Regions from separate parts of the Homo sapiens genome. Here regions 2 and 3 are each linked to region 1. A link is a loop called in an ENCODE intact Hi-C map of the cell type or tissue named here. Cell type or tissue: PC-9. All regions are shown on one strand.

Evidence for each region. Peaks named below come from ENCODE experiments on the same cell type or tissue, not always from the same donor. Only the 100,000 strongest peaks of a DNase experiment are listed, where the experiment ranks them.
Region 2: it touches region 1 in a loop (2.4-fold over the local background); 35 of 110 quality-filtered maps call a loop at or near these places.
Region 3: a loop joins it to region 1, with 5 times the contacts of the local background. A loop is called at or near these places in 3 of 110 quality-filtered maps.

The regions. Positions count from the first base shown.
Region 1 is chr11:75,381,300-75,389,299 of GRCh38, reverse strand. No RefSeq gene overlaps it. Among named protein-coding and RNA genes, the nearest start is that of RPS3, 14 kb to the left of the region's middle. RefSeq lists an enhancer at 7,471-8,000. In PC-9, CTCF peaks have their summits at 221, 422 (motif pointing left), 4,412 and 4,617 (motif pointing right); DNase peaks (open chromatin) are centred at 429, 2,139, 3,269 and 4,699; H3K27ac peaks cover 2,353 bases.
Region 2 is chr11:75,441,825-75,449,824 of GRCh38, reverse strand. It overlaps GDPD5 (glycerophosphodiester phosphodiesterase domain containing 5), which reads left to right. Exons shown (of 17, transcript NM_030792.8): 8 at 215-308; 9 at 703-848; 10 at 5,330-5,412; 11 at 6,539-6,689; 12 at 7,244-7,462. Among named protein-coding and RNA genes, the nearest start is that of KLHL35, 13 kb to the right of the region's middle. In PC-9, a CTCF peak has its summit at 4,320 (motif pointing left); no DNase peak of the experiment used is centred here.
Region 3 is chr11:75,799,799-75,807,798 of GRCh38, reverse strand. It overlaps DGAT2 (diacylglycerol O-acyltransferase 2), which reads right to left. Exons shown (of 8, transcript NM_032564.5): 8 at 6,265-7,445. The coding sequence ends at 7,291. Among named protein-coding and RNA genes, the nearest start is that of UVRAG-DT, 11 kb to the left of the region's middle. In PC-9, a CTCF peak has its summit at 4,409 (motif pointing left); a DNase peak (open chromatin) is centred at 4,357.

The sequences.
Region 1 (8,000 bases):
AAGAAGTCGGCCACAGATCAGACTGCTGGAACAGAAAGGCCAAGGATGTCCCAGCCCCATCAGGCGTCATGCAGGGGCATGGGACCAGCATCTGTTCTAGAGAGATGGGGCCCAGGAGCAGCTGCAAGGGCCTTCCCAGGGCCAAAAAGGGCCAGGAGCGGGAGGGCAGTTTCAGTGGTCAGCCAGGTAAGAAAGACCAGCTGGACCCTTCTTGAAGCGCTGTTACTGAGCCCAGGTTGAAGACAGGGAACACAGCTGGAATACCCAGAGGCAGTAGGTTTATCTAGTTTAATTTTATTTTCATTTTTTTTTCATCATAAGTTCCGTCTTTGCTATCACTTAATTTTAGGTTTAAAATGCCACCCTTCTTAACTGGCTCTCCCAAAACTGTGCATACTGCGCACTCTGGTGGTCATAACAACCAACTACAGCAACGTGGTCAATTTGTTTCCCAGAAAGGGTTGGGGCTGCTGCTCTCCGCATCCTACCGCCATTACAAACCTGGCCCCCAGCCAAGTGGACACCATTGGTAACCCCATTCAAACTCCATTCAAAGGCCTGAGCATGGAGAACAATACATAGCGGGGGGTGGGCATGCCCCACAGAAACAACAGGCAGGAGACTGGCTTCCCAGGATTTGACTAGTGAAATCCACACATATGGGTCTGAATATACTGTGTGACTCCACTTAAGTAGCTGGAGGACAGGAACAAGAGGCTAACAAGCCAATGCTACCAACTTCCCAGCTTCCTACCCAGAATAAGGCTGTGTGAACAGGCAGCTGGTTAGCTTGGAGGCAAGTGGGGAGGGGAAGAGCCAAGGACTGGCATGCAGCCAAGCTGACCAGGGAGGGACAGGAACCAGGTATGACAGGGAAGAGAGAGCTTTAACTTAGGGGTGAGTGCTGAGGGCTTTCGTAAAGAGAAGCTATTAGAACCATCCAATCTAGTTCAGACCTTGACTCTTGGCCAGGCACGGTGGCTCACACCTATAATCCCAGAACTTTGGGAGGTCAAGGCAGGAGGATGGCTTGAGGCCAGGAGTTCAAGACTAGCCTGGGCAACATAGTGAGATCGTATATCTAAAAATAATAATAATAATAAAAATTAGTCAGGCATGGTGGCCCATGCCTGTAGTCCCAGCTGCTCAGGAGGCTGAGGTGGGGAGATTGCTTGAGCCCAGGAGTTTGAGGATGCAGTGAGCCAAGGTTGTACCACTGCACTTCAGCCTGGGCAACAGAGCAAGACCCTGTCTCTAAAAAAAAAAAAAACAAAAAGCAAGACACACACATACAAAAACCCCAAAACCTGACTCACCAGGCTTGGGAGTCTGAGGTCCTGGCTCCAAGTAACCTCTGCTTAGTTTGGACTTCCCTGGAGAGATGATGGATGTGTTTGCCTCAGGAATGCTGCAAGACCCCACCCAGTCATCAACTTGGGGAGTGTTGGGGAGCCAGAGATCACCTGTAACCCCTTCTTTTAGCTCTTAGTGAGCTCTTCCGCTGGATCTAGAAACGAAATCAACAACAGGCAGATTAACAAGAGAAAAGTATACAAATTTCATTAATTTTACATGTATATGGGGATCTTCGTAAGAGGGTGAAGCATGAAGAAGTGGCCAAAGCAAGAAACTTTTATACTTTTTAGATAGAGTGATACATTTGAGAAGAAATGACAGCACCAAGAAAATCTGGCTATGGGGCAGTAGATTTTCTAGGGAAGTCACTAGGAGATACATGGTAGTGGTGAGCTGTGAACCAAGTGGAAGATAAGGGTTACTGTTAAGTATGTTTATTCAGGTCCATGGTGACTTCCAATTCCCAGTCTCCGTTGATAAGTGTTATTTTCTCTGTCTGGTGTGGAGAAGGGACTCCTCCCAGAGGAATCTTTATTGCTTGCTTCATGTAGCAAGAGACAGGTCAGCTCAGCCTTTCAGAAACTACAATTTCTCCAGTGTTTTCCTCTTGCAATAATCAGTATACCAATCTGGCATATTTCAGGTTGGCGTTGTCTTTTACCCCTTCATGGGGATGTGGAACAATGGATCTTGCCAAGCCTGCTGGGGGGAAATACAGCAGCACAGCTGCTTTGTGGAGTCTGGTATATCCTTAAGGAATGTTGATCCTGCAGTCCTACAACCCAGACGAACCACTCCCAGGTATACAGCCTGAGCCCTGGGATTCAGAGTTGCTCACATTCCACCTCCAAGAATTTGAAGGATGTGTTTTTCTTTTGTGTGTTTAAAGTTATATGCAGAACTTTGAGCAGGGTGTGGTGGCTCATGCCTATAATTCCAGCACTTGGGGAGGCCAAGGTGGGTGGATCACTTGAGGTCAGGAGTTCTAGACCAGCCTGGCCAACATGGCGAAACCCCATCTCTACTAAAAGTACAAAAATTAGCCAGGCGTGGTGGCGTGCGCCTGTAATTCCAGCTACTCAGGAGGCTGAGGCAGGAGAATCGCTTGAACCTGAAAGCCGGAGGTTGCAGTGAGCCGAGTTGGCAGCACTGCACTCTGGCTTGGGTGGCAAAGTGAGACCCCATCTCAAAATAAATAAATAAATAAAATTTTAAAAAGTTATGTAGAACCTTGACATAGGTAGAACTTTTCACTGTAAGTTTAAATAAACTTGCAAAGTCTATAATTTCCAGCACTATTCTTTTTTTTTTTTTTTGAGACGGAGTCTTGCTCTGTCACCCAGGCTGGAGTGTAGTGGCAAGATCTCGGCTCACTGCAAGCTCCGCCTCCCGGGTTCATGCTATTCTCCTGCCTCAGCCTCTCGAGTAGCTAGGACTACAGGCACCCGCCACCACGCCTGGCTAATATTTGTATTTTAGTAGAGGCGGGGTTTCACCATGTTAGCTAGGATGGTCTTGACCTCCTGACCTCACGATCTGCCCGTCTCAGGCTCCCAAAGTGCTGGGATTACAGGCGTGAGCCACCGCACCCGGCCAATTTCCAGCACCATTCTAATGTCAACACTTTAAAGCAGTTAGTCACTTATGAAAATGTATCCATGGGAATATAAATGCCATAGTGATTTGATACCCATAATCATCCACTTTAAAAAATACACAAGAACACAAACAAGCTTTTCTTGAACAGTTGAACATTTTTTATTGTTTCATTTCCTTCTTGAATTTATATTTCCATTCCGCACAACCCTGGGAATGTCTTCGTGCACTCTGGAAAATCCAGAGTTCTCTGTGGAGTTGATCCATGACCTCTTCCCCACTCGCTCCCCTTGCCCAGGGTGGCCGAGTTGACTTCGGTTTGGTCTCACTGGGTAATTTTCCAGGAAGAGCCTGACCAGCGGGATGTTTTCCCAGCCCAGTGACCCATTGAAATTTACTTCCTGGCCAGGCACGGTGACTCACACCTGTAATCCCAGCACTTTGGGAGGCCAAGGCGGGTGGATCACCTGAGGTCAGGAGTTCGAGACCAGCCTGGCCAACATGGTGAAACCCCGTCTCTACTAAAAATACAAAAATTAGCCAGGTGTGGTGGTGTACACCTGTAATCCTAGCTACTCAGGAGGCTGAGGCAGGAGAATCACTTGAGCCTGGGAGGCAGAGGTTGCAGTGAGCTGAGATTGTGCCACTGCACTCCAGCCTGGGCAACGGAGTGAGACTCCAGCTCAAAAAAAAAAAAAAAGGAAATTTCGTTTCTTTCAACTCCCTTTGTTTACTTGTGAAAAAGGTTCTGAGCTAGGACTCTAGCATGCATGCAGGGGCAAGTAACACTCCCCAAACCTACAATTGTTGTTTATACTATTTATTTATTTATTTATTTTTGAGACAGAGTCTCACTCTGTCACCCAGGCTAGAGTGCAGTGGTGTGATCTCGGCTAACTGCAACCTCCGCCTCCCGGGTTCAAGCAACTCTCCTGCCTCAGCCTCCAGAGCAGCTGGGATTACAGGTGTGCACCATGCCTGGCTAATTTTTGTATTTTTAGTAGAGACAGGGTTTTGTCATGTTGGCCAGGCTGGTCTAGAACTCCTGAGCTCAGGTGATCCGCCTGCCTCGGCTTCCCAAAGTGCTGTGACTATAGGTGTGAGCCACCACATCTGGCCTGATTTTTGTTTATATATATATTAAAAAATCAATTCATCTATCAATAGCTACATTTGTTGAGAGTTCATAATGTACTAGGCACTGTTGTAAATACTTTATATACATTATTGCCCCATAATCCTCAGGGTACAGTTTAACTGATCTCTATACTACTAACCTGTTTTACCAAAATCAGGAAACTGCCTTCCGAGACCAAACATCTAGTCCCGTAAATCAAATTACTTATTAACATCCTGGAGTTTAATGGAGTAGGCGCAATATTGCTTTCCAGACATCATCGATAACTCTTCACCAACCAGAAGCCACAATCGGAGAAGAGATACCTAAGACATTTTCGTTATATTGAGACCTGGGACGAGGACATGCCTTAAACTCTAATTTTTTCCTTAAATTCTTTGTATTAAGTGGCTTTCAGCTAAAATCAGCACAGGATGGTAGGTAGTGGAATGAACGCCTTGGGACCCCAAAGTGCTTCAGGATACAGAGTCCCTCCCAGTCACATCAACGAAGATGGGATGTCGCTGAAGAGCGGGAGGGCTGATTGGAAGAGGCGCCGCTAGGGGGCGGCAGAGCACAGCGGAGCCCGTGGGTTGCAGGAGCCGCGCTGTGGTTCCGCAGCAGGAGAGAACCCAGAAGATCCTGGACCCAGGAGGACGCCTCTGATGCCGAGCCTTCGCCCCTGAGCACCCAGCTTCTGTGAAAGGGAAGGAAGACAGGTTCCCAGGAGGGAAGTGTGGCTCTGTCCATCGTGAGCCATATGCGTAATTTCAAGTTTTCTAGTAGCCACTTAAAAAAACAAAAAAAAGTAAAGTAGGCTGGGCCCGGTGGCTCACGCCTGTTATCCCAGCACTTTGGGAGGCCGAGGCGAAGGATCACTTGAGGTCAGGAGTTCGAGACTGGCCGGGGCAACATGGTGAAACTCCGCCTCTACTAAAAATACAAAAATTAGCCGGGCATGGTGGTGCACGCCCATAGTCCCAGCTACTTGGGAGGTCGAGGCAGGAGAATAGCTTGAACTCGGGAGGTGGAGGTTGCAGTGAGCCGAGATCGCACCACTGCACTCCAGCCTGGGCAACAGAGCGAGACTCCATTTCAAAAAGAGAATCATAGAAAAAAATAATGAAACAGGGGCCGGGCGCGTTGGCTCACGCTGTAATCCCAGCACTTTGGGAGGCAGAGGCGGTTGGATCACCTGAGGTCAGGAGTTCAAGACCAGCCTGACCAACATGGTGAAACCCCTTCTCTGCTAAAAATACAAGAATTAGACGGGCATGGTGGTGGACACCTGTAATCTCAGCTGCTCGGGAGGCTGAGGCAGGAGAATCGCTTGAACCCGGGAGGCGGAGGTTGCAGTGAGCGGAGATGGCGCATGGCACTCCAGCCTGGGCAACAAGAGCAAAACTCTGTCTCAAAAAAAAAGAATGGAACAGGTGACTTGAATTGTAATAATATTTCAATCTAACCCCATATATCCAAAAATGTTCTCATTTCAACATGCCATTAATCTAAAAATCATTCAGACACCTTACATTCTTTTTTTGATACTAAGTCTTTGAAATCTGATGTTTTTTGTTTCTTGCCCTTCTCAATTTGGACTACTCACATTTCAAGGGCTCAGTAGCCACTTGTGGCTATTGATAATTTTAGTCAGGTAAGTACCTGCTGCAGGACAAGGGCTTAGGAGGATTTCAGAGCATCCCTGGGAGATGGCTAGGCTCAGGGTTTCTCCTGGCCCTGCCCACAGCCCTGCCAGCCCACACCTCCCCCACACACTTCCTGGACGCTTGCTGTCTCTCTCTTCACCCCTCAGGCCTCCGCCTTGCTACATCAGAGCTGTTTTCTAAAACACAACTTCAGCCGGGCATAGTGGCTCCTGTCTGTAGTCTCAGCTACTCTAGAGGCTGAGGTGGGAGTATCACTTGAACCTAGCAGTTTGAGACCAGCCTATGCAACATAGTGAGACCCCTGTCTCTACAAAACAATTTTAAAATTAGCCAGGCATGGGCCTGGGGTGGTGGCTCATGCCTGTAAATCCTAACATTTTGACAGGCTGAGGTGGGGGGGATCTTTTGAGACAGGCCTGGGCAACATAGTGACACCTTGTCTCTAAATTATATTTAAAAATATATATATACACACATATACACATATATAGTATAGATATACACATATACGTACATGTATAGATATACACATATACGTACGTGTATAGATATACACATATACGTACATGTATAGATATACACATATACACATATATACATATATATGTGTGTATATATATATATAGCACCTGTGATCCCACCTACTGGGGAGGCTGAGGCAGAGAAATCACTTGAGCCCAGGAGTTTGAGGTTACAGTGAGCTATGATCACACCACTGCACTCCAACCTGGGCAACAGAGCAAGATCCTGTCTCAAAAAAATTAAAATATATAATAAAATAACAAATGCAGCTTAGCTTGTCATGCCCCAGATTAGGAAACTTGTGTGGCTACCCCTGTCTCTCTGCTCCCCTCTGGTCTGAGAACAGAGCTATTCAGGATTCAGGAGGTTGGAGAGTTTAGACAACTCAACTTCAAAGACCACAGTGTTGGGAAGGCAACACCACCACCACCACCAACTGGATTCTTGATTCAGTTTCCCACTGGAAAGGCAGATCCAAAAAGAGGTGAGAGCACTGGGCATGGGTGCTCACGCCTGTAATCCCAGCACTCTGGGAGGCCGAGGTGGGAGGGTCACTTGAGGTCAGGGGTTCAAGACCAGCTTGGCCATCATGGTGAAACCCCATCTTTACTAAAAATACAAAAATTAGCCAGGCATGGTGGTGCACGCCTGTAATCCCAGCTGCTTGGGAGGCTGAGGCAGGAGAATCACTTGAACCCAGGAGGCGGAGGTTGCAGTGAGCCAAGATCATGCCACTGCACTCCAGCCTGGGAAACAGGGTGAGACTTTGTCTCTAATAAAAACCAAAAACCAAAAAACAAAAAAAGAGATGAGAACAAGCTCTGGACTCACAAAGCCTGGTGTGGACCCTAGTTGTGTGGCCTTGGGAAGATGGCCTAAAGCTCTCTTTGGATCTCAGTTTTGTCATCTGTAAAATGGGGATAATAAGAGTACTTCTCCAATAAGGTTGGTGTGAGGATTAGATACTTTAATTATAATAGTAAGAGCTAAATAAATGCTAACTTTCTAAAATCTGCATTTGCGTAACAGCATTTCAACACTTTAGGACAATTATTGTTTGGCAACACATATAAACTACTGAGAGCTGTCTCGGCAGCTGTGCTGCCCAGAGATGGACCTGACATCGCTCTGATCAAAACCCTTGTCAGTGGTGCTTGGACTGGGCCGTTATGATATCACCTCCTGTCATCTCCTGCCAAATGGAACCAATGCTCTGCCAACTAAGATTTTTTTTAACAACCTAAAAAAAAGAGGTTATCCATTTAAAAAAACAACTTTTTAAAACAATTCAATTGTTGGCTAATAAATGGCTACCACTTCTTGAGTGCTTGTGAAGTGTCAGGTGTTATTTATTTATTTACTTATTTTGAGACGAAATCTCGCTCTGTTGCCCAGGCTGGAGTGCAGTGGCGCAATCTCGGCTTACTGCAAGCTCTGCCTCCCGGGTTCACGCCATTCTCCTGCCTCAGCCTCCTGAGTAACTGGGACTACAGGTGCCTGCCACCACGCCTGGCTAATTTTTTGGGTATTTTTAGTAGAGACGGGGTTTCACCGTGTTAGCCAGAATGGTCTTCATCTCCTGACCTCGTGATGCACCCGTCCTGCCCATCTCGGCCTCCCAAAGTGCTGGGATTACAAGCGTGAGCCACCATGCCCAGCCAGTGTTTTTTATTTTTTAAACTTGTCTTAGCACATTTAATTCCCACAATGTTATGAATTAGATTCTCTGTTTCACAGAGGAG
Region 2 (8,000 bases), 61 kb before region 1:
TCCAGACCAAGGCCCAAAGAAGGGCAGGGAGGCGCCCAGGGTCACAGAGCAGGTCAGAACTAGGGAGGACACCAGGGTCCTGAGGCTCCCAGTGTCCCCAGTTGGCAGATGGAGACAGGGTTGCCTGCCTCATAGGTAGAAGTAGGAGGCTGGTGACACAGGGTCTGGGCAGAGCTGGGCGTTACTGGTCTCCCTTCCCTCTCCCTGCAAACAGGGCACAGCGCCATTCCTGCATGTGGGGGCTGTGGCAGCAGTCACCATGCTCTCCTGGATCGTGGCAGGACAGTTCGCCCGCGCAGAGCGGACCTGTGAGTAGAACTGTGAAGGGCCTGCCCCTCCAATCCCTGCAGGTGCCAAGACCAGCTGGTGCTGCCCCGACCTGGGCTTTCCCTGGGGGTGGCCTGGGGATGGGGTGGGGCCCCTGCACTCAGTGAGGGGGATTCTGGCTCAGAGTGGCCCACAGAGTCCACGGAGGGTCACAGCTTCAGTCGGCCTCACACTGTATTCCTCCTCCATGTCTCTCTCTCTGCATGTATGCACCTGTGTCTGTGTGAGTTAGAGGCGGGGTTCATCTTCCCAGCAAGAATAAGGGCTTCCCCCTAGAGCACCTGGATCCTGACAGGTCGGGGGTAGAGGGGTCCAGCATTGCACCCCAACCTGCCCAGGGCTCACCAGGCAGCACTCACGGCCCCTTATCTGCAGCCTCCCAGGTGACCATTCTCTGTACCTTCTTCACCGTGGTGTTTGCCCTCTACCTGGCCCCTCTCACCATCTCCTCTCCCTGCATCATGGAGAAGAAAGACCTCGGCCCCAAGCCTGCTCTCATTGGCCACCGCGGGGCCCCCATGGTGAGTGCCACCTCAGGGTCCTAACAGCCCCGTTGGGGTGGGGTGCGATGGGGGGGACCTTCTTGGGAAATGGATATATGTAATGGTAGCAACCATTTGTAGCTTTTTGAGGGGAGGTACATGGGAAGGACTGGCAAAAAGGCCGGGAGTGCTGGGATGGAAGCACATCTTGAAGCGTCCTGAAGGCATCTTGCTAAAAAGATTTCAGTTTTGTCCTAAGTGCCCTGCAAAGATGCAGGAGGGTTTTAGGCCCAGGCTAGACCCAGGTGCCAGTTAGGAAGGCCCAGGAGATGGATGCTGAGTGTGGGGCCTGGGGTCTGCCACCAGGCATCAGGAGAACCCTCCAGGAGAGCTGGGAGGCAGCTCAGAGCCCACTGTGACAGTGAGTACGGCTGAACCGACGTGAGTTGGAGAAAGACGAAGGGATCAAAGTCAGCGCCGCATTCTGCCACCAGTGCACTCCATAGCCCTGCAGGAGAGCTTCGGTGAGAGGGCAGGCTCCAGAGCCATGTTGCCTGAGTTAGCATCCCAGCACAGCTCCTCACCAGCTGTGGGAGGCCCAACAGTTTCCATCTCTTTGCCTGGTTCCCCCATCTTGTACCATGGGACTAGTGAGAGCACCTGCTGTGGGGCTATGAGGAGCAGGAGTTAGCATGTGTGCAGTGCCCAAATATGCACATGGTGCACAGAAAGTAAGAGGCAGACACTGCTGTTACCTTGGGCAGGGCCATCTCTCTGGAGCAGGGTCTCCTGCTCCATGAAAGCCTTGAACCCAGGCTTCTTAGCAGAGGTAGTACACACCCCCACCCTGCCAAGTGGGGGTGTGTGTGAGCACTTCCTGAGGGCTTGGCTTCCTGGTGTTCCAGGCTGTTGTGGGACCTCAGGGTAGTAAGGGGGTCTCACATAACTGCTTTGGAAGGAGGTGCTGGGTCTGCCGGGCTGCCACTCACTCTGGAAGTCTGGCCCCCTGCATGTGGTGGGTATTATTTTCTCGATAAGACTCCAGCCCCTGAGCCAGACTCCAGTGCTGACCCCAGTCCCTCCCAGAGGCAGCCAGTGGGGATCTGGATCTGGTGTCCAGTTTGGCCACATGCTGCCTGTGCATCTTGGAGGGGTCACCAGTCCCCTCTGTGCCTCAAAGGTATGGATGCCCATGCTGCTGGTTATTGTGAGGACCAATTGGAGCCCAGCCTTCCCAGTGGGGGCAGGGGAACTCTTCTGAGGGGCTTAAAACGATGGCCCCTCCTGTCTCCATGACTCAGATTACCATCTCCTGGGCTCCCTCCAGCAGCCAGGGGACATAAGTGGTATGCTGAAGCAGGAAGGTGGCCCCAGCGAGGATGGTTTTCTTTAGTAGAAAAAGGTCAAATATATGCAGAAGTGGAGAAAAGCATATAATGACTCACATAATGAAGAAGGATGTAATGAATCCAATCCCATACTTATCTACGTTTGGCCATTCTTGCTTCATCTGTTCCCTACTTTTTTTTCTGGGGTAGTAAAGCAAATCTTAGGCATCGCATCGTCTTACCCATAGGCACTTCAGGATGTATCTGTAACACATGAGGACTTCAGAAAGATGCATAGCAACAATGCTGTTATTACACCCAGCCAATATTAAGGATAATGATTCCTTAATATTATCTAAAATGGAATCCATGTTCAATTTCCTTTTATTGTCTCGAAAATATCTTTTTACAGTTTAGTTGTTAAAAATCAGGATCCAAATGTGGTCCACAGCACGCATCTGGTTGGCGTGTCTCCTGAGTGCCTTTTGATTTGTAACAATCCCCCGGCTGGGCTCAGTGGCTCATGCTTGTAATCCCAGCACTTTGGGAGGCCAAGGCAGGCAGATCACCTGAGGTCAGGAGTTCGAGACCAGCCTGATCAACATGGAGAAACCCCATCTCTACTAAAAATACAACATTAGCTGGATGTGGTGGTACATGCCTGTAATCCCAGCTACTTGGGAGGCTGAGACAGGAGAATTGCTTGAATCCGGGAGGCGGAGGTTGCAGCGAGCCGAGATTGCGCCATTGCACTCCAGCCTGGGCAACAAGAGTGAAATTCCGTCTCAAAAAAAAAAAGTTCCCCGTCCCTTTTTTCCCTTAAGCTGTTTATTTGTCCTGAGAAATGGAGTCATTTGTCCTGTGGGATTTTTCACATTCTGCATCTGACTGATCATGCCCTGGTGGTAGTTTTTGAGGGGCTGGCAAGGGTCCCCTCTGTGTGTCCCTGTGCATTGCCTTGGGGGGCTCTGACTCTGGGTCCACATGTCTGTGTGTGGTGAGCCCAAGTGCACATCTCTGTCTTGGAGACTGTCTGTGTGTCCCTGGATGTGTTGTTCCTATGCAGATGTGGCCTGTCCCTCTGTGCATGTGTGTACGTGTACTTTAATATTTGATTGCACTAACTCTGAAGCTAAGACTCTTTTTTAATAGTACTTTGAGTTGCTGTTTTATAAATCTGGGTCTCTTAACCATAGTGTCCCACCCACCTGAGTAACCACCACCCCCCTATGCACACCCTCCTGACAACAGAACCCCACTTGGACTGGCCTGAGGCAGGTGCGAGCTCTGAGACGGGGACTAAGAATTCACCCCAGCAACGTGTATGCTTCTGGGGCCTTCCTGGAGTCCTGAGCCTGGCCAGGGAGGGCCAGGTTTCCATATCTCTTTCTCCAGGAGGTCAGCACCTAACCCAGAGAGAACTTAACTGTGTCTAAAAGCTTCCAAAAAAGACTTTCCCCTTCCCAAACACTTCCTCTGCCCTGAGGGTCTTCGCAACCCCTTCCAAGCTTCTGCCTTCTGCAGCCCCAGCCCATGCAGCAGGGAGCGTGGACCCCTGTCAAGTGGTCCCTGATGGAAGGCCTGGCCGCAGGATATTCAGAGATGGGTGGGATTCCACTGAGTCCTTGCCTCTCTCTCCATGCCTTTGTAGTCCTGCTTCCCCTGGGAGTGCCTCACACAACCCACTGGACTGGGAGACAGGTAACATGTCCTCCAAGAGTGCTGTATGCCAGGGACAGGAGAAGAAAGAAACTCATTACTGAGACCCTGCTGTGTGCCAGGTCCTGGGCTAGGGTCTGTGACTTTTGTTATCTCACCTGTGAGGTTGATAATGTTAGCCCATTTTACAGCTAAAGAAACTGAGGCCCCAGCTCTGTGTCTGGGAAGTGAAATTGCACCTTTTTAGTCCGTTCCAAAGCCCTCACCACTCCCTGGCTCCCCAGTGCTAGGCTGTGTCACAAAAGAGGGGAGTGGCTGGGGAACATCGTGGCCAGAGGGAGAGAAGGTGGGAACAGGATTGTCTTCAGTGGGAATGAATGAGATCAGCCATGGGAATCCTTCCCACCTCACCTCTTCACTGACAGAGCAGGGCAGGGGGATCGGGGGTGTCCTCCCTCCCTCCTTCCCTCCGACCATCCCTCATGGACCTGGTCTTCGCCCAATCCTTGGTTTGGTGCTGACCCCCAGTGGCAGCAACGGGTATGACAGTCCTCAGATGAGACCCAACTAGGGAGGCTTGAATCCCAACTGTCCTAAGCATAAAGACCCTCATGAGTACACATCTCTAAGGGGCACATGGGGAAACTGAGACCCACAGAGAAATATACCCAAAGTCAGGACAATAGTTAATGGCAGAGTCAAGGCTAGAACCAGAGCTGGGTGTGGTGGCATGCACCTGTAGTCCCAGCTATTTGGGAAGTTGAAGCGGGAAGATTGCTTGAGCCCAGGAGTTTGAGGCTGTTGTGAGCTGTGATTGTGTCACTGCACTACAGCCTGGGTGACAGCAAGACCTTGTCTCTTAAAAAAATGCTAGAACCAGGATCATGTAAGGGGAAAACAGTTGCTATTTATTAAGCACTTACTGTGTATATCAAGCAGTGTGCTAGAGGCTTTTAATTCACGTAACAGTCCAGGGAGGGAAATAATGCTGTCATGTTTATATAGATGAGGAAACTGGTCCCGCACTGAAACTCTACCATCCCATCTACCCTCTCTTCCAGGTCTCCCCCCTGGACTTGTCTCAGGGTATAACCCTTGGTATAACCAAGGGTATAACCTGAATTTCACATTCAGCCCCAGCCCAAGACTGCCAGAGAGCCACAGAGGACTGTAAAAAAGCCCTCCAGCCCCAGTGTCTAGCTCAGTGCCTGGGATAGAGCAATGATAACATAGTGACCATAGCTACCATGTGTCAAGTGCTAGCTACATGTCAGGCATTTATATGCATCAACACTAACCAGCCCTGCCTCCCCCGCCCCCAGTAAAACCAATGAGGTAGGCATGATTTAATAGATGAGGAAGCTGAACTTCAGAGAAGCTGAGTGGGTGCCCAGGGTCACACAGCTACTCTGTGGAGGGGCCAGAATTAGAACCAGGCCTAGCCCAGCCTCCCAACATGAAAGACTTTCCATTGGCTGGGGAGGGTACATCAGCTGAATCTTGGCTCTCCCTTCACCACCCCTTCTTCCCCAGCTGGCTCCAGAGCACACGCTCATGTCCTTCCGGAAGGCCCTCGAGCAGAAGCTGTACGGGCTCCAGGCTGACATTACCATCAGGTAGGTGTAGCGGAGGGGAGATAGTTCCTCTACCCCTCCCACACGCTTCGGCATCCACCTGGGTCTCTGCTGGGGGAACCTCTGGTCTCAGAGCCTCTGAGATGGGAGGAGGAAGACTTAGATTATCCACAGCAGGGCAGGCACCCTGTTCCTGCAGACTCCAGGATGTAAAATAGAGGAAAGAACAAATGCTCTTGGTGCAAGCAGGAGCACTGCCACAGAGCCACTTGAAGGGAAAAATAGATGATAGAGCTACAACACTCTCATGAGGGAAATAAAGCAAGTTGCAGAGTGATACATTCACTGTGACTCCAGTTACGTTTTAAAATACCACAAAAAAGTGACATATACACTTTCTCCATGTACATATATAAGTAGATATTAGTATAAATGGCAGGAAGAATCCATACTAATCTCATAACAGAGGTTATCTGAGAAGGGAAGAAGGGCAGAACTGTCATATATAGTTGTACAGGTTGCATACTGAACAAGGGCATCACATAAATGAGGACATTGTTCCCAGTATAGACATAGAATTGTGTGTTTATCACAACTTTCTAGCAGATGGTGGTAAAATGCCTTGAGGAACAGAGGGCACAGGTACCTTTTACTGTTTCACACTAAGGCACCATATGAGCTATTTGCAACCCTGGTAGAGTAGACAAGGATTGGGGTTGGGTGGAATTTGCCAAAGAGGTCTACATTTGCACTGTTCTCATCATAGCATCACAGGGATTTGGTTCCAAACTGGGTTCCACCACTTACAGGCTGTGGACCTTGAGCTAGATACTTCCCTCTCTCAGCCTCAGTTTCTCCATTGTCAAATGAGGCAGCACCTACCTTCCAAGGTTGCTAAGAGAGTAGGTCCAGATTTTTCCCAGCCCTCCCTCCTTGGCAGTCCCCACCCCCATCTGACCCTCACAGAGAGCCAGAAGGCATTGGACCTTCAGGGTCACCCACCAGCCCACTGTCTTCCCTGTGCAGATGGGGAGACTGAGGCCCAGAGAGGGGCAGAGCCAGCCGGGATCCTGTGCTGGGTGGGGAGGACTGTGTGGGGTGACGATCATTGGTGGGCAGGTAAAGGATCTGGGGGGTCACTGACTCGGTGGCCCCACCCTCCCTGCAGCCTGGACGGCGTGCCCTTCCTCATGCATGACACCACCCTGCGGCGCACCACCAACGTGGAGGAGGAGTTCCCGGAGCTGGCCCGCAGGCCTGCCTCCATGCTTAACTGGACCACCCTGCAGAGACTCAACGCTGGCCAGTGGTTCCTGAAGGTCTGGCTGCACCTGATCCCAATCTTAGGCATGGAAAACACCAGCAGGGACTGCAAGGAGTGAGAGGTGCAAGGGTGGCCATCAGCTTCGAGACCCCCACTCTCAGAGCTTTCGCGACCTCCACCCAAGCTGCTTAGTGGCCTCCTAGGCTCCTGCCACTGCTGCCAGACTCATGGTTGTCACTGCTTGTTCTGGGTCCATTTCCCTCACTAGAAAAGGTTGACAGGGATGAGAGCAGTGAATAGAATTCTTAACTCTGTAAAACTCTAGAGAGGGGTTGGCTCTCTGATCTGAAATGCTCTAGAAGGAGAAATGCTGTGGGTCTGGGAGCGATTCCAAGCAAGCCGTCCTCCGTCCTCTTGGTAAGCAGGGTGTGGGGTAGAAAGGTTAGGGCTGGGGCCTCCTACAGCCTCCACATGGCCACAGCCATCAATCTGCCTGACCCCAGCAGACTCTGGCAGCCCAGGGGTCTCCACGCTTGGTTGCCAGAAGGGTATGTGGGGGCCCCCAAAGGGCTGATGATGCAGCCATGTGTGTGTCCCTGTCCCTGCCAGACTGACCCCTTCTGGACAGCCAGCTCCCTGTCACCCTCCGACCACAGAGAGGCCCAGAACCAGTCCATCTGCAGCCTGGCAGAGCTCCTGGAGCTGGCCAAGGGCAATGCCACACTGCTGCTCAACCTGCGTGACCCGCCCCGGGAGCACCCCTACCGCAGCAGTTTTATCAACGTGACTCTGGAGGCCGTGCTGCACTCCGGCTTCCCCCAGCACCAGGTGAGGCCCTGCAACGCAGCTCTGCCCCCGGGAGCCCTGGCCTGGCTAGAGCCCTGCTGCTGCATAGCCTTTCCCTGTTGCACTCCGGACTTCAGCTTTCCCATTTGTAAAATGGGGATCACACACTGCTCACTTCCCTGGCAGGGTCATCATGGGACAAGAGGGGAACAAGAAAACACTTTAAAATGTATAAAGGTCCAGGCGGTCAAGTTATTTCAGTGAAGTGTTGCCCTGTCGTTTGGTGTAATAATCTGGGACCAGAGAAATCTGACATCAGTTTAGGACGGCACACTAGGTGCTAGTGGCCATGTGCAGAGTAGTGGCTGTTTGGGTTTTCCCTCCCGTACTGACAGCAGGCCAGAAGCGAAGTTTCCTGAGTTGCTGCCAGTGCACTTTGCAGCCTTGGCTGGGACTGAGTCCTGCCCTGCTAATGACTTCATCTAAGCTTTCACCGCCTGCCAGGTCCTGTCTCTTAACCCCACAGGTGCTCTAGGAGGAGTAGGTACTCTTACGCATCGTGCAGAAGAGAAGTCTGAGG
Region 3 (8,000 bases), 420 kb before region 1:
ATCTGCTTCCTGACAGGATGTGATGAGAAGAGCCCATCATCACATCTGTGATATTTCTGCCAAAGATAAATAACCTGAACCAATCATAAGGAAACAATAGGCAAAACAAAACTGAATGGCATTCTAAGAGTACCCAGCTCATCATCTTCAAGATTGTCAGTCATGATGGTCAAGGAAAGACTGAGTATCTGTTTCAGATAAAAGAAGATCGAAATAACATGTGACTCTGAACTTGATCCTTTTGCCAGAATGGACACTATTAAGACAAATGGTGAAATTTGAATAGGGCCTGAGGATTAGATCGTAGTAATGTTTTTACGTTAATTTCTTGGTCTTCATGGTTTCATTGTAGTTATATAGGATAACATTCTTGGCCATGCATGGTAGCTTACGCCTGTAATCTCAGCACTTTGGGAGGCCAAGGCAGGAGGATTGCTTGAGCTCAGGAGTTCAAGACCCGCTAGAAAGAGAGAGACGTCGGGCCGGGCGTGCTGGCTCACGCCTGTAATCCCAGCACTTTGGGAGGCCGAGGCGGGTGGATCACAAGGTCAGGAGATCGAGACCATGGTGAAACCCCATCTCTACTAAAAATACAAAAAATTAGCTGGGCACGGTGGCGGGTGCCTGTAGTCCCAGCTACTCAGGAGGCTGAGGCAGGAGAATGGTGTGAACACAGGAGGCAGAGCTTGCAGTGAGCCGAGATTGCACCACTGCACTCCAGCCTGGGCAGCAGAGCGAGACTCTGTCTCAAAAAAAAAAAAAAAAAAGAGAGAGACGTCGTCTCCATGAAAAATAAAAAACAATTGGCCAGGCGTGGTGGCACATGCCTGTAATCCCAGCTACTTGGGAGACTGAGCTGGGAGGATCACTTGAGCCCAGGAGCTGGAGGCTGCAGTGAGCTATGATCGTGCCATTGCACTGTAGCCTGGGTGACAGCACAAGACCCTCTCTCAAAAAAAGAAAAAAAATAACATTCTTGTTTGTTGAGAGTGATGAGTTATGTCCACAACATACTCTCAAATAATTTAGGAAAAAAATTATTTATATTGTACTTGAAAATTTTTATGAGATTGTTTCTAAAAAAATATTTAAAAATCGTGTAATGTTCATTGTAATCTATTTCACGGAAACAAAATGAAAATTATTTATTTTACTTTTATCCTAATATTTTGCTCATAAAGCTTAGATTCATTTGTTTATTTAAGAACAGTAGGGGCCAGGTGCGGTGGCTCACGCCTGTAATCCCAGCACTTTGGGAGGCCGAGGCAGGCAGATTGCCTGAGGTTGGGAGTTCGAGACCAGCCTGACCAACATGGAGAAACCCTGTCTCTGCTAAAAATACAAAATTAGCCAGGTGTAGTGGCGTGTGCCTGTAATCCTAGCTACTCGGGAGGCTGAAGCAGGAGAATCACTTGAACCCGGGAGGTGGAAGTTGTGCTGAGCCAAGATCACACCATTGCACTCCAGCATGGGCAACGAGAGCGAAACTCTGTCTCAAAAAAAAAAAAACCAAAAAAAACAGTAGGGCAGACTTTATTCAAGAGGGGCTACCACAGTGGAGTTCTGTAGCAGGAGAGAGAGATCAGGCTCAACTCCCTAAAGCTTAGATTTTAAAAAACAATAATTTATTGAGTGCTTGGATTGTGCCAGGCATTGTTACAAGCAGTTTTTGTGTATCGACACAACAGTGCTATGAGATTAGAAAGTGAAGGCAGTCACATGTTCTGAGTTTCGAGCTGGGATTCTAAAGCAGTCTAACTCCAGTGTTGTTAATCCTACATTTTACTGCCTCTAATGAAATAGTGTTACTGCATATATTTTCAATACATTTATATAGCGAAGTCATACTTTCTTGGAATATATTTTTATATCATATACATTGAATGAAAAGATATACTGTTCATGTTTAATAGAAGAAAAATACTTTGACATATTAGTTTTCATCAAAAGTAAATATAAATCTCAAAAATCATTTGATACTTCAGAGAAGAAACTTTTTAAGATGTATGTTAGTGTGATTTAATGATACATAAAAAACATAAGAAATAAAATGTGTATGTATGATTTAAAAAATTAGATGAAAATATATGAAACAAAACTCCCTAAACGGAAAGTGGTAAAAAATATTTTGAAAAAGAGTTTGCAAGGAAGGGAAACAGGAATATGAAAAAGAAGTTTGAAATAAATATATGAAGCATGCGTTTGCTGTAAAAATGGTGGTGGAAGCAGGGGGTCGGGGAAGTCTCCACTTTTCTCCTCCTCATAATCCCATTATAACTCTTTAAATGGGAAAATATTCCACCCTCTCAGAAGTACTAGGGAAGAGTGTCTTCCAAACTTGCAGTCCACCCCATGGAAACAAAAGTGAAATATTTGATTTGTGAGAAGACTAGAGGTTGTCATCCTCTGGTCCAACTTCTCTATCAGGTGGTATAAATATATTAAAGTCACTGTATTAGTTTAAGACACAAACTGGGTGGCTTAAAACAGAAATTTATTCTCTCACAGTTCTGGAGTCCAGAAGTCCAAAATCAAAGGCTGTGCTCTCTTAGAAGGCTCGAGGAGAGAATCCTTCAATGCCCCTTCCAGATTCTGGTGGCTCCAGGTGTTCCTTGCCTTATGCCTACACAACTCCCAATCTCTGCCTCTATTTTTTTTTTTTTTTTTTTTTTTTGAGACAGAGTATTGCTCTGTTGCCCGGGCTGGAGTGCAGTGGCATAATCTCCACTCACTGCAACCTCCACCTCCCGGGTTCAAACATTCTTTTTTTTTTTCTTTTTTAGACGGACTTTCGCTCTCGTTGCCCAGGCTGGCGTGCAATGGCGTGATCTTGGCTCACTGCAACCTCCAAGGTTCAAGCGGGTTCAAGCGATTCTCCTGCCTCAGCCTCCCGAGTAGCTGGGATTACAGGCATGCACCACCACCCCAGCTAATTTTGTATTTTTTAGTAGAGACGGGGTTTCTCCATGTTGGTCAGGCTGGTCTGGAACTCTCGACCTTAGGTGATCTGCCCACCTCAGCCTCCCAAAGTGCTGGGATTACAGGCGTAAGCCACTGCGCCCAGCTGGATTCAAACAATTCTTGTGCCTCAGCCTCCCAAGTAGCTGGGACTACAGGTGTGCACCACCACACCTGGCTAATTTTTGTATTTTTAGTAGAGACGGGGCTTTGTCATGTTGGCCAGGCTGGTCTCACTACATTGCCCAGGCTGGTCTCGAACTCCTGGGATTGAGCAATTCTCCTGCCTCGGCCTCCCAAAGCGTTGGGATTGTAGCGATGAGCCACTGCGCCTGGCCTGTTCTTCTAAGAACACCTATCATTGAATTTGGGTCCCACCTAGATATTCAGTATTACCTCATCTTGAAATCTTTAACTTAATTTTATCTGCAAAGGCCCTTTTTTCCAAATAAGACTACATTCACAGGTTCAAGGAATTAGGATGTGGACATATTGTGTGGGCCACTATTCAACCCACTACACCATTCTTATATGGCCTGCCCCTCTTTTCTCTCAAGCTACCCTGTCCAAATGATGGAGAAATTAAGATGTTAATCTTAATTTGTATTAATCTGGACTAAAGTGTCAACCAACCACTAAGAAAATAACTCAAAAATATACAGAAACAAGAAGATAATTAAAATAGTATATTAGAAAACAGTTGTCTAACACACAAGAAGGCAGTAATGGAAAGAGTGAGGAATAAAAAAATAAGACACACAGAAAACAAATAGCAAAATGACAGATGTAAATCCCACCTTATAATTATATTAAATGTAAAGAGACTAAACAATCATATGGCAAAGAGTAGAAATGTGGATATAAAAAATATCCAACACTATTATGTCTACAACGCACTTTATATTCAAAGACACAAATAAGTTGAAAGGGAAAGGATAGAAAAGACATGTCATGCAAATAGGAACAAAAGAGTGTTGGGGTCGCTGTACCAATGTAGGTTATACACAGTAAACTTAGAGACAGAAACTGTTACTACAAAGAGCAGCATTTTATAATGATAAAGCGTGGATTCATCAGGAAGACATAACATAAACATGTTATAAACACGCATGCAGGTAACGGCAGAGTCCCAAAACACATGAAGCAAGAACTGACAGAACTGGAGGGAGACATCAATCAATAACAACAGTTGGAGAATTCAATACCCTGCTCTGAATAATGGATAGAACAATTAGGCAGAAGACCAACAAAGAAAGAGGATATTTGAACAACGTGATAAGCCAATTTGACCTAATAAATATCTTTATCTGTGAAACACCCTAGCTTTTAGCCTGGGTAAGGAGCTGGAGAGATGTGAAAATGTGGAAAGCAAGCCTAAGTCGCAGTGTGGCCTATGCCTGAGAGCCATCTTCAGTGCCCCCTTGTGGCTGTATCTGGGAACCACAGACAGAATCATGGAACTGACCATCTTCAGTCTCAAAGTGCTGCCCTCACCACTACACCCAGGGGCAGGTGGTCTTCGGGGGAAAGGCGGTTCCAGTTCCTTCTCCCAAGGTAACAACTCCCATCCCAAGGCAATGTTCACAGAACCTATCAGAGTCCCCCCTGCCCTATGCACAGCTTAAGACCAGGGTGGTCTCAGCTCTGATCAGGCCACTGAGGGCATCTGTCTGAGATTTGGGACCCAGTTATTGTCCCTGTTCTTCTTAGGCAGATGGCGGAGTTCCCCAGTACACAGAAGGTGCTCACTCTTCACAAAAAGCAGTGCTTGAGAATAACAGCCTACCTTGGTGGAGTAGCTTCGTTAGGGCCAGGGCTTGACTTGAAGCCAGAGACTGAGGTTGCAGTCCAGCCTTGGGTCAGCCTCAGGCTGGGGCTGGGGTGATGCTGAGACCCTCACCAGAAAAAAGGCCTTTACCCCATCCGAAAGGAAATGGCTATCCTCTGACCTGAGCACTCTAGCCTGAGGCCTGCCTGGCGCTAGAAGCCAGCCTCTGTTGTCCCCTCCCAGCACTCCTCCCACTGCTCTGCCTTTCTGCCCACATAGAAACTCTGGAGACACCAGCTCCCCACCCTTCCAAGCTAAGCCCCACTGCTGTCTCTGCCTCCTCCATCTTTCAAACCGGCAATGTTTTTCCAATCAGGCCTCCCTATCCTTCCCCTACTGCTCTGCCCTTCACTGCCTTCCTTTCCTGGCGACTCTCAGCCGCCCTTCAAGGCCCAGCTCAGGCGTTCTTTCCTCAGTGACGCACCCCCGGGCAGGCTGGGGCTTCTGGCACAGCTCTGGCCACCCTGCGTATCTTCAGCTGTTCCCAATGTTTGTCTCTGCTCCCAAGTAGCTCTCTCACAGTTTCTGGCACAGAGGAGTTGGCCCTGAGGGGGATGAACAGCAAGGACAGGCAGGACAGTTCTGGCAGTAAGGAAGTTAGAACAAGGTCCTTTGGTCTCGGCTAGGAAGGGTTCCCAGGTGCTTAGTACTCACTGAACAGAAAGGAATTAGAAAAGAGGTGGCATCTTGTAATCGCTAGGGTGACAGCAGGCCAGGCCTCTGCCTTTTTGGTAGAGCTGAGGCCAGGGGCAGGGAACACAGCTTGAGTGACCCATAAGGAGCCTTCCAGCTCAGCCACCCAAGGGCCCCCCAGCTGGACAGGAGCCCTTTACCACATGGTAGGCATCATGTCAAGTGGCTCCCAATGACCCCTGCCCCCTGGCATCCATTCCCTGGTGTAATCCCCTCCCGTCCAGTGGGAGCTGGACCGAGCAATGTTCATTTAATGAACAGAATATGGCAAAAGTGACAGGATATCACTTCCCAGGTTAGGTTATAAGGGCCTGGGACTTCCGTCTTGCTCGCACACTTCACTCCACTCACTGGCTCTTCTTGCTAAGTAAGCTGGTGTGCCGTGAGCTACCCCATGGAAAGGCCCATGTGGCAAGGAACTGAAAGTGGCCTCTGTCAACAGCCAGTGAGGAAGTCAATCCTGCGAACAACTGCAGGAACGGCCTTGGGAGTGGATCCTTCCTCAGCCCGGCTCCAAGACAACTGCAGCCCTGTGAGAAACCCTGAGTGGAGGACCAAGCCAAGCCTCAAATCGTGACTTGGAACTGGGAGACAACAGATGCTGTTGGAAGCCACTGAGCTCTGAAGTAGTTTGTTACACAGTGACAGGTAACTTACACACCATGGCAGGGTCATGTGGGCCAAAGGTGCAAGGGGCTAGAGGGCTCAGAGGGCAGCCAGCTGGGGACCCAGTCTTCCCCAGGTGTCAGCAGCAGATGCAGATGCAGCCCCAGCAATAACTCATAGAGGATTCTCACTTTCATTTATTTTCAAGGCATATACAAAAGTCTGACATGGTGCAATGATCTCATCAAGAGATAACAGAACACACAGGAGAGGGTTGGGTTTCCTCCCCGGCCCAACCCCCTCAGGAAGGCACAGAAAAGTGAGGCTTGGGTTCGGGGGCCACCTGCTTTGGAACTAATCTGCTGCTCAGAAGGCCAGGCCCCTTCTGAAGAGGGATCTCTTCCTCACATCCAGAATCTAGGATCTGGGGAAGGTAAACTGAGGCCACCAGTAAGCATGTGCTCCAGGCCAAGGCTGAGTCTGTGCTGCATCCATGTCATCAGCCACCCAAGAAAAACCAGTTACTCCACCTAGCTCATGGTGGCGGCATCCTCCCTGCAATGGTGCATGGGGGGCAGTCCTTTCCCCTGCAGGGTGTCATTGCCACCCCCATCCTCATCCTGGAGGCCAGTCCAGGCTCCGATATGAGTGACTAGGGGTGAGGTAGGGGTGGCAGAAGGGAGATCAAACTGGAGCATTCCAGATGCCTACTACTGCCCTCACACAACGGGGCAACTGTGCTCTCCAACTCCTCCCCTTGGCAGAGAAACTGGTCCTGCAGTTTCAGGACTAGACGAGCGTGGGGTAGTGGCAATAAAGGGGCTTGTATGAGAAGTGGCTTTCGCCTCTCATCCCTAGGGGCAAAAAGTGAATCATCTAACTGGTCCAAGTCACTAATGGCAATCCTTCTTCCCCAAGAAGACTGAGTTTCCTTTGTCACTTCAGGAAGGGAAGAAGAGAGGTTAGCTGAGCCACCCAGATTAGGCCCAGATTTAGCCACCACCTAGAACAGGGCAAGCTGGAAGTGAAAGAACTTGAAATACTGACTTTTTCCTTCTTAAAAAAGACCTAACATTGTAATGGTTTAGCAAAATTGTTATAATTTCTTTTAAATAACCCACAGACACCCATGACACTTCCAAATTTACAGAGCAAAAAAGTGATTTGCAGCTGGTTCCTCCAGGGAATTGGCCCCGAAGGCTGGCTCAGTTCACCTCCAGGACCTCAGTCTCCGGGAGGCCGAACTTGGTCTTGTGCTTGTCGAAGAGCTTCACCAGGGCCTCCATGTACATGGTGTGGTACAGGTCGATGTCTTGCTGGGTTGGGTGCTCCAGCTTGGGGATGGTGATGGGCTCTCCCACTGCAGGGACAGGGCAGAGGCTTCTGGTTAGTCAACACCCTTCCCCTGGGCATCCACCATGATGCTGAAGGTGGTGACGCTGGGCTGTGGGCCCGCCATGTGGAAGGAACTGTGCCAAATGCTTTATGTGCTGCATCTCTGGTTGTCCCCTATTACAGATGAAAAGACTGAGGCCCAGGGGCATGTGAAGGGACCCACCCGAGGCCACCAGGTGCTAAGCTGCAGATGGGATCAAGACTGGTTGAACCCACTGCATTCTGCTAGGAGGGTCTATGAGAGTCAGGGGATCAAGTAAACATCTTTGCTTTTGCTCTGCTCTGGGCAAGCCATTCCTGCCTCTCTGACCCTCAGTTTCCTCATCTGTCACATGGGGATTCTTCCTCATAGGGGTTTTCTAAGGATTCTGCAAGGAATGTGACATGCTTTAAAAAGTGTAGGCCAGGAGTGGTGGCTCACGCCTGTAATTCCAGCACTGTGAGAGGCAAAGACCCGCAGATTGCTTGAGCTCATGAGTTCAAGACCAGCCTGGGTAACATGGTGAAAATCGTCTCTACC